Linked DNA regions of Homo sapiens: all the other regions are linked to region 3. Evidence: chromatin loops called from intact Hi-C (ENCODE). Cell type or tissue: heart left ventricle. All regions are shown on one strand. Links, peaks and the distances in the headings refer to the core of each region. The heading gives the core; the rest is flanking DNA.

The links. A loop is a pair of places that touch in the nucleus more often than their neighbours do. Peaks named below come from ENCODE experiments on the same cell type or tissue, not always from the same donor. Only the 100,000 strongest peaks of a DNase experiment are listed, where the experiment ranks them.
Region 1: a loop joins it to region 3, with 4 times the contacts of the local background. A loop is called at or near these places in 51 of 110 quality-filtered maps.
Region 2: a loop joins it to region 3, with 6 times the contacts of the local background. A loop is called at or near these places in 53 of 110 quality-filtered maps.

What each region holds. Positions count from the first base shown.
Region 1 is chr7:82,022,877-82,027,309 of GRCh38, reverse strand. All of the region lies in intron 12 of CACNA2D1 (calcium voltage-gated channel auxiliary subunit alpha2delta 1), which reads left to right. It overlaps CACNA2D1-AS1 (CACNA2D1 antisense RNA 1), which reads right to left. Exons shown (of 4, transcript NR_110077.1): 3 at 3,413-3,467. Among named protein-coding and RNA genes, the nearest start is that of CACNA2D1-AS1, 16 kb to the right of the region's middle. In heart left ventricle, for the core only: no CTCF peak of the experiment used is centred there; no DNase peak of the experiment used is centred there.
Region 2 is chr7:82,015,750-82,020,182 of GRCh38, reverse strand. All of the region lies in intron 12 of CACNA2D1 (calcium voltage-gated channel auxiliary subunit alpha2delta 1), which reads left to right. All of the region lies in intron 1 of CACNA2D1-AS1 (CACNA2D1 antisense RNA 1), which reads right to left. Among named protein-coding and RNA genes, the nearest start is that of CACNA2D1-AS1, 8.8 kb to the right of the region's middle. In heart left ventricle, for the core only: a CTCF peak has its summit at 2,643 (motif pointing right); no DNase peak of the experiment used is centred there.
Region 3 is chr7:81,480,299-81,484,731 of GRCh38, reverse strand. No RefSeq gene overlaps it. Among named protein-coding and RNA genes, the nearest start is that of HGF, 290 kb to the left of the region's middle. In heart left ventricle, for the core only: a CTCF peak has its summit at 1,959 (motif pointing left); no DNase peak of the experiment used is centred there; H3K27ac peaks cover 395 bases.

The sequences.
Region 1 (4,433 bases), core at 1,128-3,627, 540 kb before region 3:
ACGTTCATCTTGGAATTTGAGATATTTAGGTACAGGCATGCAATCACATTACATCATGGAAAATTGAGTACCCATCCCCTTAAGCATTTATCCTTTGCATTACAAAGAACCCAATTATACATTTTCATTATTTTTAAATGTACCATTATTATTTACTATATCCCTCTTGTGCTGTCAAGAACTAGGTCTTTTTCATTCTATTTTTTTGTACCCATTAATCATCTCCACCTCCCTACAAACCCCCAGCATACCCTTCTCAGCCTCTGATAACCACTATTCTCTTCTCTATCTCCTGAAGTTCAATTACTTTGATCTTTAGATCCCACAAATAAATGAAAACAAGTATTTGCATGTTCTGTGTCCACTAATAATGAGTATAAATGATAGCAGACAACCACCTTTAATTCAGTTATACTTTTGAGTATACCTGTATTTTATTAAAACAACAGCATTTGTGTAGTAATTGTTTATGCCCAGGACATATGTGTATGTGTAGAGTGCTTATATACATAAAATAGTGTACATATGTACATTATATATTTTTCACCATCTTCAAATATGGCTTCAAATGTGTGTGGATGAATTGAGGAACATGTTCTAACTTTATTGCCTGCTGTACACACACCCACCCTGTGTGAGCGATCTGCAGCCCACAGATATTAATAACAAAGATAATTGTTTATTGTTATCTAAAGTTGTGCATGCAGTACTAATTCCAGAGCCACAAAATTAATGTTACATAATACGTTTATCAACTCAGCATTTCACTTTCCACAGAAATACTATCTTTCAAATGGCCAATGTGTAAAAATGAAATTCGATAGATTTAGTAAAATATAAATGCTCAGTACTCTTAAAAATTCTATGTTTGAATGCAACTTTTTAAAAAAACTTTTTTTAAATAAGTTCACATGTAACTTTAAAATATCAAAATGACAAACATAAAGGAAGAAAGAAAATACAAAAGAAAAATAAGACAGAAAATAACAAAATGACATTAATAAATTTTGTCTTATCAATAATAATTTTAAATGTAAATGAATTAAACTCCCCAGTCAAAAGACACAGAGTGGCTGAATGGATAAAAAACAAAACCACACTATATGCTGCCTATCAGAAGTTCACTTTAGATTTAAGGACACACATAGGCTAAAAGTGAAGGGATGAAAAAAGTTATTCCATGCAAATGATAACCAAAAGAAAGTATGGATAGCTACATTTATATCAGACAAAACAGGCTTTAAGTAAAAAAAAAAAAAAAACTGACACGAGACAAAGAAGGATGTTATATAATAAAAGCATCAATCCAGCAATAATATATAACAAAGATGTATGCACCCAACATCAGAACATCTAAATATATAAAGCAAACATGGACAGCACTGAAGGGGCAAATAGGCAGCAATACAATAATACTAGAAAGCTTGAATACCTCACTTTCAGTGATGGATAGAACAGCCAGACAGATGATCAATCTGGAAACAGAGGACTTGAACAACACTATAACCAAATAGACTTAAACAGATAGAGAACATTTGACCCAATAGAAATAATACACATTTTTCTCAAGTGCATATGGAACATTCTTCAGGATAGATCATACGTTAGGTCACAACAAATTCTTAACAAATTCAGATTGAAATCATACCCAGTCTCCTTACTGACCACAGTGGAGTGAAACTAGAAATTAGTAGCAGAAATAAATAGTCTCCTTTTGCAGATGACATGATCTAAATATAGAAGACACTAAAGGACTTCAAAAAGCTCATTAGAACAAATAAACAAAATTCAGTAACATTGCAGGAGACAACATCAACATTTGAAAAATCAGTTGTGTTTCTATACTCTAACAACTAACTACCTGAAAGGAAAATGAGGAAAACAATCTCATTTACAATAGACCCAAAAAGAATACTACAGTTAGGAATAAACTTAACAAAGGAGGCGAACTTAACAAAGGAGTTTTATATACTGAAAACTGTAACACTGTGATGAAAGAAATTAAAGAAGACACCAATGGAAAGACATCTCATGTTAATGGATTGGAAGACTTAATATTGTTAAAATTTCCATAGTACCCAAAGTGATCTACAGTTTCACTGCAACCTCCATCAAAATCCCAATGGCATTTTTAATAAAAATAGAAAAAAATTCTAAAATACATATAAAACTACAAAAGACCACAAAATAGCCAAAGAAATCTTGAACAAAACAAGACTAAAGCTGGAGGCATCACACCTCCTAATATCAAAATGTATTACAAAGCTTCTGGTAATCAAAACAGTAGGGCACTAGCATAAAGACAGACATTTAGACCTTTGGAACAGAATAGAGATCCCAGAAATAACTCCATGGATATATGGCCAATTGATCCTCTATAAGGGTGCAAACAATACATAATGGTTTCCCCATTGTGCAACAAATGGTGTTGGAAAACTGAATATTGACATGCAAATAAAGATGAAATTGGATCCTTATCTGACACCATACACAAAGAACAACTCAAAATGGATTAAAATCTAAAATTTAAGACCTAAAATGTTAAAACTCCTGAAAGAGAACAGGGAGAAAGCTTCATGGCATTCATTTATTTTGGTAATGATTTCATGGATACAGCACTAAAAACATAGGTAATAAATCCAAAAATAAGTGAGACTACATCAAGCTAAAACTCTTGTCCACAGAAAAGGAAACAATCAACAGAGCTATAAAGACAACTTTTGGAATTGGGAAAATATTTACAAGCCATATATTTGATAAGGGGTTAGTATACAAAATATGAAAATAACTCCTACAACTCAAGAGCAAAACATCTCTAATAACCCAATTGAAAAATGAGCTAAGTACTTGATGTTTTTGGAGAAAAGACATAGAGGTAGCCAATAGCTACATGAAAAAATGTACATTACTGGTCATCAGGGAAATATAAATCAAAACCAAAATGAGATATCATCTCTTACCTGTCAGGATTGCTGTCATCAAAGAAACAAAAGACAAGTGTTGGGGAGGATGTGGAGAAGGTGGAATCCTTGCACAATGTTGATGAGAAGGCAAAATTGTGCAGCACCCACGGAAAATAATATGGAGGTCCCTCAAAGAATTAAAAATATAACTACCATAGCATCCAGAAAGCCTACTTCTGGATACTTATCCAAAAAAAAAACTGAAGTTAGGATCTTGAAGAGTACTTCTATATTCATTACAGCACTATTCAAAATAGCCTAGATGTGGAAACAACCTTAATGTTCCTTGACAGATGAATAGATAAAGAAAATGTGGTATATACATACAATGCAATGCTACTCAGCATAAATAAAAGGAAATTCTCAATATGTGCAAACCTGGATGAACCTTGAAGACATTGTACCAAGTGAAATAAACCAATCAAAAAATATTGCATGATTCCACTTACATGAGATATCAAAAATGGTCAATTTCATAGATTCGAAGAGTGAAATAGTGGTTGCCTGAAGTGGGGAGAAGGGAGAAATGGGGAGTTACTAATCAGTGGACATAAAGTTTCAGTTAAGCAAGATGAATAAGCTCCAGAGATCTGCTGTAAACATTGTACTTAGAATCAGCCGTAATACATTGTACATTTAAATGTGTGTTAGGATGGTAGATCTCACCATAGGATGGTAGTTCTTACCATAATGTAATAAAATTTAGAAATACAGAAAAATTACAACATCTTGAAAGAAAGTTTGGTGAGCTTAAAAAAAAAAACCTAACTCTTTGTTTTCCCCCAAGCCTCTTGTTTAATACTAATGTGGCTGCAGAATGCTTCATTTACATTCATATTTCATCTAGATGAATCAGAAATCTTTCAGAGCAATCCAGGTAGGCCTGATGAGTTACAATTGGAGAGCTGATGAATGAGGCTGCAGGAGATACACAGCACAATTTAATGAGGCCAAAAGGTTTGAGAATTAGAACAAAATGTTTGAGTTCTTTTGTGAAATGTGCTACTCTTGGGAATTAATCTACCTGATTATAGATAGGTATAGCTTTAAAACAGGATCCATGTTAATCTCCTCACACAGCTGTTCCAAATTAAAATACATTTGCTTTATAATCTTTACCTGCAGCATTGCCATTCCTTAGGGCTCACCCATGTACATGAGACCTCCTTAAAAATAGTGCCAAAACTAAAATGAACTCTATCCCGTAGTCCAAACAAATGAATAAAGGAAAGTAAAACCAGACACAGAGTTGAAAGATAATTTCCAGGGCTAGCAAAATTATTTTATTTTCCATAGAATAGCCAAGGGACTGCTTAGCAATACATACTTAAGATTGCCTAGCCAGTAAGGAAATAGTTCTCTGATTCTTTAATTCTCAGAATTAATTTAAAAAATGAAAAAACATTCAAATTAATAAAAATTTCAAAATAACTAGTAAATTGAATGAGAACAAATGAGAAAAAAGCATAT
Region 2 (4,433 bases), core at 1,128-3,627, 540 kb before region 3:
GGGATCTGCTCCTTACAGCTTTCATAGGCTAAGGTGGATCACCAAAACTTTGCAGGCTGCAAGTAACTTTCAGATCCTTGGGCTTTATAAAATAAAGTGTGAAAGGTGAATTTGGACACTTTTATTTATTACATAATGCTATAAAACTGGAGATATAGGCTAGTCAAATGCTCTGGATTCTGATGTATTTGTGAATTATGGAAACCACATTAGAATTTTACCCTAAAATATTCCATCCAATCTAGTATTTTCATAGGCTTAATGCCAAAAATTTTAGTACACAGAGTAGATTAATATAACCTATTTCTGACTTCATTTTTCTAACATGATTCGAAGGCTGAAGTTTTTATTTTATTTTTATTGGCTTTCTTCATAGACTAATTTCCATTATTCTTTGGAGATTTGCCTATTGTAAATTAAAGTTGAACTCTGGGTAACTGATAATTGTTGAGGTGACAGTTTCCAGTAACTGGGTTCTGCTGGGAAACAAATTCCTATGGCTTTTTAAAATAGGTTGACCCTGTGGCTTTGGAAAACTCTTAATTGAAGACAAGTATTTTAGTTTTCAAACAAAACAAAACAAAAACAGATTAGCAGAAGTCAGAACTGTAGGATAAAGTTACAAATCAGTGGGATATAAGGAACAAATCAGTAATACATTGTAAATAGCCAAAACTGCTCTTACTTAAAAGTCTTCTCAAATCAAGTAGGCCAGAGCTGTAATACCAAATTTAATTATTGGAATTATAATGTTCCTTTCAGAAGAAAAATAGTTTTGAAACAACTAAAAGTAAAATTATGTAAGTTTATAACTATGAAAAAGCCATAGGAATTTAATTTTTTTTGTTTTTTGTTTTTTGTTTTGAGACGGAGTCTCACTCCATCACCAGGCTGAAGTGCAGTGGTGTGATCTCAGTTCACTGCAATCTCCACCTCCCGGGTTCAAGTAATTCTCCTGCCTCAGCTTCCCAAGTACCTGGGATTACAGGTGTGTGCCACCATGCCCAGCTAATTTTTGTATTTTTAGTACAGACGGGGTTTCACCATGTTGGCCAGGATGGTCTTGATCTCCTGACCTCATGATCCACCTGCCTCAGCCTCCCAAAGTGCTGGAATTACAGACATGAGCCACTGCACCTGTCCACGAATTTAATTTTTAAGTTAATTACCCCATCCACCCCACCCCCACCCCACCAAGACAGAATCTCACTCACTGTGTTGCCCAGACAGAGTGCAGTGGTGTGATCTAGGCTCACTGCAACCTCCACCTCCTGGGTTCAAGCGATTCTCCTGCCTCAGCACCCTAGGGTAGCTGGGATTACAGGCGTGAGCCACCATGCTCAGCTAATTTTTGTATTTTTAGTAGAGATGGGGGTCTCACTATGTTGCCCAGGCTGGTCTTGAACTCCTGAGCTCAAGTGATCCACCCACCTCAGCCTCTCAAAGTGCTGGGATTATAAGCATGAGCCACCACACCTGGATTTAAGTTCAATTTTATTAAGTCTGCTCCCCAAATTACTATTGCTTTTACAATTATATAACTATGTGTGAATCCAGAATTATAAGAATTTTTTTTATTTTCAAGGAATAATATAGTACATAAATAAGTGTACTAAGTATATTTTGCCTAAAAAGTTGTTTACCTCCAGTAAGGATGTCTGCTTATTTAATATTAAATAAAAAGATTAAGAATGTATGATGATGTAAGTATAGTGAAACAGCCCAAATTGCAAAATGCAAGACACTAATAGCCCAGTTTTGGTCCTGCTCTTACCACATACTGTAATGAACTTACTGATATGTTGGATAACACCAAAGTCTTCTTACCCTCTGGTAAGAAGTAGAAACCACTCAAGCATCTATTCACTTGTTTTTAACAAACATTTGTTTTCATTTATGAGTAAGACACTACAATAGAAGCTAAATTGTATAATCTTGGAACTTTTAAAGCCCAATCCAACGTTTATTCAATACTAGCTTCCCACAGTATTTCTGTTGAAGACCTGTACTCCAGCATTATGAAAAATATTTGTCAAAGCCATCTGTTACTGTATATGTCTTGTGTGACTCTATGATGAAAATTTCATAGAAGCAAACATTTTGAAAGATGAGCCTACATAAAATCATATATGTTGAGAAACAATTAGCTACTTTTCTAGGAACATTTTACTCACAACAGAAAAGTTTTCATGTGCATTTGTTATATGAACCTAGTGTTGTGATTATAAATATACTACTAGGCATGAGTAAAGGAATTTTTTCTCCACAAAAGTCGCCTTAGCCTGGATGTAGACCTCCTCTAATGTAAGTGATTTGCTTGAGTGAGAGTTAAGATGAAATATTTAGCTTGTGTGACTACTAGTTAAGCATTTTGAGTTATTTTTGTATGTCATTTTGTTTTTATGTAAGATCATGCAAATGTGCTTAAAAGAACTGTACAAATACACATCTTTGAGAAGGTAATTTACCTTAAGTTTTAAATTGTACATATTTCAAGGAATCACTTTATTTTTCTATAACTCCAAAATTAAGGTTAAACAAGAACTGTAAGTTTAAAGAAGTAAAAAAAAAACATCTGAAGAAGCAGGGTATCAATCATCTCTGTGGACTTTAGCATCTGGAATTTAGTTCATTGACTATTCCACATGGTGGCAGTAGCATAGTATGGAATAGGAGGAATGAAACCATTTACAATTCCAAGTGGAAAGTTGTGTACACAAAAGTTCTTTTAAATTTAACCAATACATTATTTATATGCACTATACAATATGTAATGTGAAAGTTTATGAAATCAGTGAAGTTAAAATTCTTATGTAATTAGCTAAAATGTACAAAGAAAAAACAAGTTCAACAATGGTATGGCGCTAGGGAATGAAATTTTTTTATATTGATTTTTTACTGTCAAAGAATGTGTGTAAGGCACTACAATAGATCCTAAGTTTTGAATGACTTATATTAAACTTCTTCTCAACTGAATATATATTTATAAGATCATTATAGAAAGCTCTAAGATAATCTATATAATCCATAAAATCATTAAATACCTATGTGCATATGTGTTTGTATGTGTGTGTATATATACATACATATACGTAAAACCAAGATAAAATAATCTTGGGTATATTAGATTGCGTAAATATTGTAATGGTAAAGCAGTTGTATAAATTATAAAGAAGGTTGCATTTGCAATTAGGATTTTAGTAAACACTTGGAATAAAATTTCAGGAAAATAATGTCTTTAAAAATCTCTACAACAAGGCAAATGAAAATTGAGAAAAGGGGTACAAATTATACATTGATGACATGGGAATGATTCAGTTAGTTAATGCAGCTTACATTTAAGTAGCCAAGAACCTATGCAAGAAAAAGAACAAAGAGGTTTACAAAAGAGTTTGGCGTGTTTCAAAAATTATAATTAAAGCTGACAGAATGTGCACTACCCCAGCCCTGATCCCAAATACCTTAATTTTGACAACCTCTGAGGGGTCCATGTAAGCAAACACGTAGAAGTTAAGTGAAACTTTTATAGCAAAATAAATAAAGCAACAAGCTTTTTTTTTGGGGGGGGGGGGCGGGCGGCTAGTGTTTATTTGGACTATTTGAATGATAACATCAGTCAAATAATCATATGTGTGGATCTGAGTGTAGCCTCGATGTTATTAGAAGTGCTTGCCTTTCTGAGACATAGATATAAGATTCATATAGTCTTACTTGTTTATTTTTTTACTGAAAAGTATTTTATGAAAAATGTTTTACTAGATGATTGTTGTGGTAACAGGAACTTCTAGGCAAAGCCATGCTTCCGTTGAAAATTTGAGGTATGGGTTCAAATGTTAGTTATGAGAGAGATCCCCCAGTGCTTCCTGGAGCATCTGGACTTTTTCCCTGACTTGAATTCATTTGATGATTGTTTAGGGTATGGCATTTAAATTGAATTATCAGTTAGGGTGGTCAACCTGCTTATAAAAATATTTCCATTTAGAAGCTCAACTCTGTAAGCAGTAACCCTACATTGAAATTTATAGACAGACCCAAAAATGACCTAACTGATGAATTAAAGAAAATGAAACCATTGCATTTTGATTGGGAATTCCTGGAGAGAAAGATAGATTGAGAGAGAGAAAAAAACCAACTTCTGTCATTCACTTAGAAACAATTATTTATTCTTACAGTTTGAAGTATTTAAAGCTTGGATTATGTTCACCATGTGGCCTCTTACGTAACCAGCTAAGGCAAACCTGGATGATGTAAGAGTGGCTCACCTAAAACCTTACAAATGAAATAGCAACATCCCTGATGTACGTTTTGGGGGCAGGGATTGTTATAATGTGATCTGTGTGGCCAAGACCAGTGAAAGAACAGAGAACAGATGTGAAATCTCTTTTGAGATTTGTACTCTGAAATCATGTGCAACAGTTAAAAGATACAAAACA
Region 3 (4,433 bases), core at 677-3,176:
GGTGTCATGATTCCTTGATTCTTTATAATACTTGTGTCCTTGCATTTGCTGTGCATTTGAAGAAATGGTCCATTCGTTTGGCCTTTACAGGTGTTCATTGTAGGAACAGACCTTCACTAATAGTCTAGCCTGTGATTCTGAAAGGGCTGACAACTCCAGGCAGAACTTGCTGTGGTTTCTCTAGTTGGCTGGGCCACTGCCTTTGCTCTGATGGCTGGGCTCTGCTGTCCAGAGAGACCACTGGTTAGGCAGAGACCAATGGTTGGGCTCTGCTATTAGAGGAAGCTACTGGTTGGGCTCCGCTATTAGGAAGAGTTGCCGGCTTGGTACTGTGATGCTCTCTGGTCAGGGTAGTCAGAAGATGTATTCCTTGGCTGGGCAATTTTACTATTTGGAATCTGCACTTGGGCAGGGCTTCAGGCTGGGCTTTGAAAGTTGCTGCTTGTGATGGGCAAGACAAGAGCCTATGCTCCTTAAAAATGTGTGATTAAGGGTTGCCTCCATTAGGTCAGAGCTGTAGGGTGGACTTTTGCCTGAGTCAAGATGCTACTTGACTTCCTGCGTCAAGCAGGTTTAGTTCCTACACTCCTGCAAAATGCACACGGGAGGTTGTTGGGCAGGCTTTTTGGCTGAGCTAAGTTACTTACTCTTTGGACTCCTAGGTTTTACAGGTCTAGCCCTTGTGCCTCTTAGAAATGTATGCATGTGGCTGTCTCCCTGCCTCAGCAGGATTATAAGGCAAGCTTTTTGGATGAGTGGAGCCACTGCTTGACCCAAGATATCTAGCCTGTGTGATTCTCAAAATGCGCAGAGGGGGGCATCTCCCTACCTGGGCAGGGTTGTTAGAGTAGGCTGTGTGCCTGGCCATGGAGGCTAGCCATCTAGGGACTCAAGCAAGGCTGAACTTCCCACTGTGCTTCTGAAAAAGATCAGTTCAGCTTTCTGGGTGGGCTATGAAGTTGGCTGGTAACTCTGATTGGGCACCGCAGCTGGTGTGAACACAGAGGTGCCACACAGATCCATATGCTAGTCACTGTGGCCTCTGCCTTCTTTCTTTGTTTCTACTTGACCCCAGGTGGTCTAGCCATGCCTTTACCCTTTTCTTTCCCTATGAGGTGAGACAGGCGGGATTCCTGGAAAGAAAGCATCTCAAAATGCTAGGGAAGCTGAATGACTGCCTCCAGTTCTCTTTCCCCACTGCAGAAACTATGGGTCCAGGGTAATGCTCTTCAACCAGTGTTGTGCCAACTTCGTGGTGGCGGGGGGGGAGACCATTCTTCTGACCCTTCTCACTCAATTTTCACTTAGGTATGTGTACCACATTGTCTCAGGCTCGTTTCCAATATTGGGCTTTTGAAGAAGATGTTCTGGTCTATGGATAATTGCTAGATAAGCTTACAAGGGGTGGGGGGAGTGTGTGTAGCCTGAGACTTTTTACTCCGCCATATTGCAGCCATCCTGACAATGATAAAAACTCTTAACAGACTAGGTATAGAAGGAAGTTGCCTCAACATAATAAAGGCTATATGTGACAAACCAACAGCTAACATCATACTAAATGGTTAAAAATTGAAAGCTTTTCCTCTACCACCAGAAACAAAACAAAAATGCTTCTTAACACCACTTCTATTCAGCATAGTACTGGAGATCCTAGCTAGAACCATTAGGCAAGAAAAAGAACTAAAATACATTCAAATTAGAAAGGAAGACAACAAAATTGTTTGCAGATGACATAATTCTTCTTGTTTTAACTTGATATAAAAATAATCATGTGATATTTTTCCAATTATTTATTAATTGTATTGAGTGTCATATATTTGAGAAAACATATAAAAATCCATTAATATTTAAAATAAAATGTGTTGGATACTCTGGGGAAACAAGTCACGTTAAATCTTAAACTTTATTCAAGGGAGATTTACAGCTAACATATGCCATCTAGTGGCACTAAAAGAAACTTCACTTACAAATTCATAACATTTCCATTTCTTAGCGTACTATACTTCTGCTTATTCTTATGAATCTTTATATATGCCACCCTAAGGGAGAAATTCTATTGAATTGAAGTCCCATAGTTTTTCATAGATTTCTTACAATGCATATTTTTATGCATACAATGTCATGAGAAAAGTAATAATTTGTCATCAAATCATAATATAATCTATTTGTCTGAATTCCACGCTTCCAACCACCAACATAACTCTTTACAAGATGATCAGACCTGATCCCCTTTTTTCTATTACATGTTAATGTAAATATACACTTAGACTGATGCTCTACATAAATTATCTTGAAAATGTTATATTAAGAAATATCTAAAACTAGTTCAGTTTTTATACGATTCATGTTTCTGTTTTTATAAAGCAGAATGTTAAAAAGCTTTCAAGTTTCATTACATGGAACTTCTTGCCACATCTTTTTTTTTTCAACCTATAAATTGTTCATTGTCAAACATGTATCACACTTTTGAATTAAGGCATTGATCATCCCCATTCTTTGTACCTCACATTGGTGACTGAAAAATGTTGTGCTCTGCTGGCAGAATAGAAGCCTCCAGAAACCTGGTCCTGTGCTCTGACACAAGAACCTAGTGCTAGTGAACATGATGATTCTAGTCCTTCTCTTGCTATAATCAGGTGGCGTCCATCAGTGACTAACTCTACAACTAGAAAATTACCTCTGCATAGAAATAACTAAGGTAGAAGAAGGAGTTACAACACCAAATAAAGCAAGAGGAGAAAGGTATTTCTCAATAAATTGAACTATTCCCACAGTCATTTCTAAAGACTGGTGCTAAAGAAATTGTGTTGGGAGGCCGAGGCAGGCGGATCACGAGGTCAGGAGATTGAGACCATCCTGGCTAACACGGTGAAACCCTGTCTCTACTAAAAATACAAAACATTAGCCGGGCTTGGTGGCAGGCGCCTGTAGTCTCAGCCACTCTGGAGGCTGAGGCAGGGGAAAGGAGAATGGCGTGAACCCGGGAGGCGGAGCTTGCAGTGAGCCAAGATTGTGCCACTGCACTCCAGCCTGGGTAACAGAGCGAGACTCTGTCTCAAAAAAAAAAAAAAAAAAAAAAAAAAAAAAGAAAAAGAAAAAGAAAAGAAAAAAGAAATTGTGAGTTTGTGAATTACTTTTTTGTGTGTGCCTCATATCTCCTTCAGTTCTGCTCTGATCTTATTTCTTGTCTTCTGCTAGCTTTTGCATTTGTTTGCTCTTTCTTCTCTAGTTCTTTTAATTGTGATATTAGGGTGTCGATTTTAGATCTTTCCTGCTTTCTCTTACAGGAATTTAGTGCTATAAATTTCTCTCTACACACTGCTTTACATGTGTCCCAGACATTCTGGTACGTTGTGTCTTTGTTCTCATTGGTTTCAAATAATATCTTTATTTCTGCCTTCATTTTGTTATTTACCCAGTAGTCATTCAGGAGCAGGTTGTTCAGTTTCCATGTAGTTGTGCCGTTTTGAGTGAGTTTCTTAATCCTGAGTTCTAATTTGATTGTACAGTTTGTTGGGCCTTCTGTTCTTTTACATTTGCTTTACTTCTAATTATGTGGTCAATTTTAGAATAAGTGTGATGTGGTGCTGAAAAGAATGTATATTCTGTTGATGTGGGGTGGAGAATTCTGTAGATGTCTGTTAGGTTTGCTTGGTCCAGAGCTGAGTTCAAGTCTTGTATATCCTTGTTAATTTTCTGTCCTGTTGATCTGTCTAATATTGACAATGGGGTGTTAAAGTCTCCCGTTATTATTGTGTGGGAGTCTAAGTCTCTTTGCAGGTCTCTAAGAACTTGCTTTATGAATCTGGGTGCTCCTGTACTGGATGCATATATATATTTAGGACAGTTAGCTCTTCTTGTTAAATTAATCCCTTTACCATTATCTAATGGCTTTCTTTGTCTCTTGATCTTTGTTAGTTTAAAGTCTGTTTTATCAGAGACTAGGATTGCAATCCCTGCTTTTTTTTTTGCTTTCCATTTGCTTAGTAGATCTTCCTCCATCCCTTCATTTTGAGCATAAGTGTGTCCGCACGTGAGATGAGTCTCCTGAATACAGCACACTGATGGGTCTTGACTCTTTATCCAATTTGCCAGTCTGTGTCTTAATTGGGGCATTTAGCCCATTTACATTTAAAGTTAATATTGTTATGTGTGAATTTGATCCTATCATTATGATGTTAGTTGGTTATTTTGCCCATTAATTGATGCAGTTTATTCCTAGCCTTGATGGTCTTCACAATTTGGCATGTTTTTGCAGTGGCTGGTACTGGTTGTTCCTTTCCATGTTTAGTGCTTCCTTCAGGAGATCTTATAAGGCAGGCCTGGTGGGGACAAAATCTCTCAGCATTTGCTTGTCTGTAAAGGATTTTATTTCTCCTTCTCTTATGAAGCTTAGTTTGGCTGGATATGAAATTCTGGGTTGAAAACTCTTT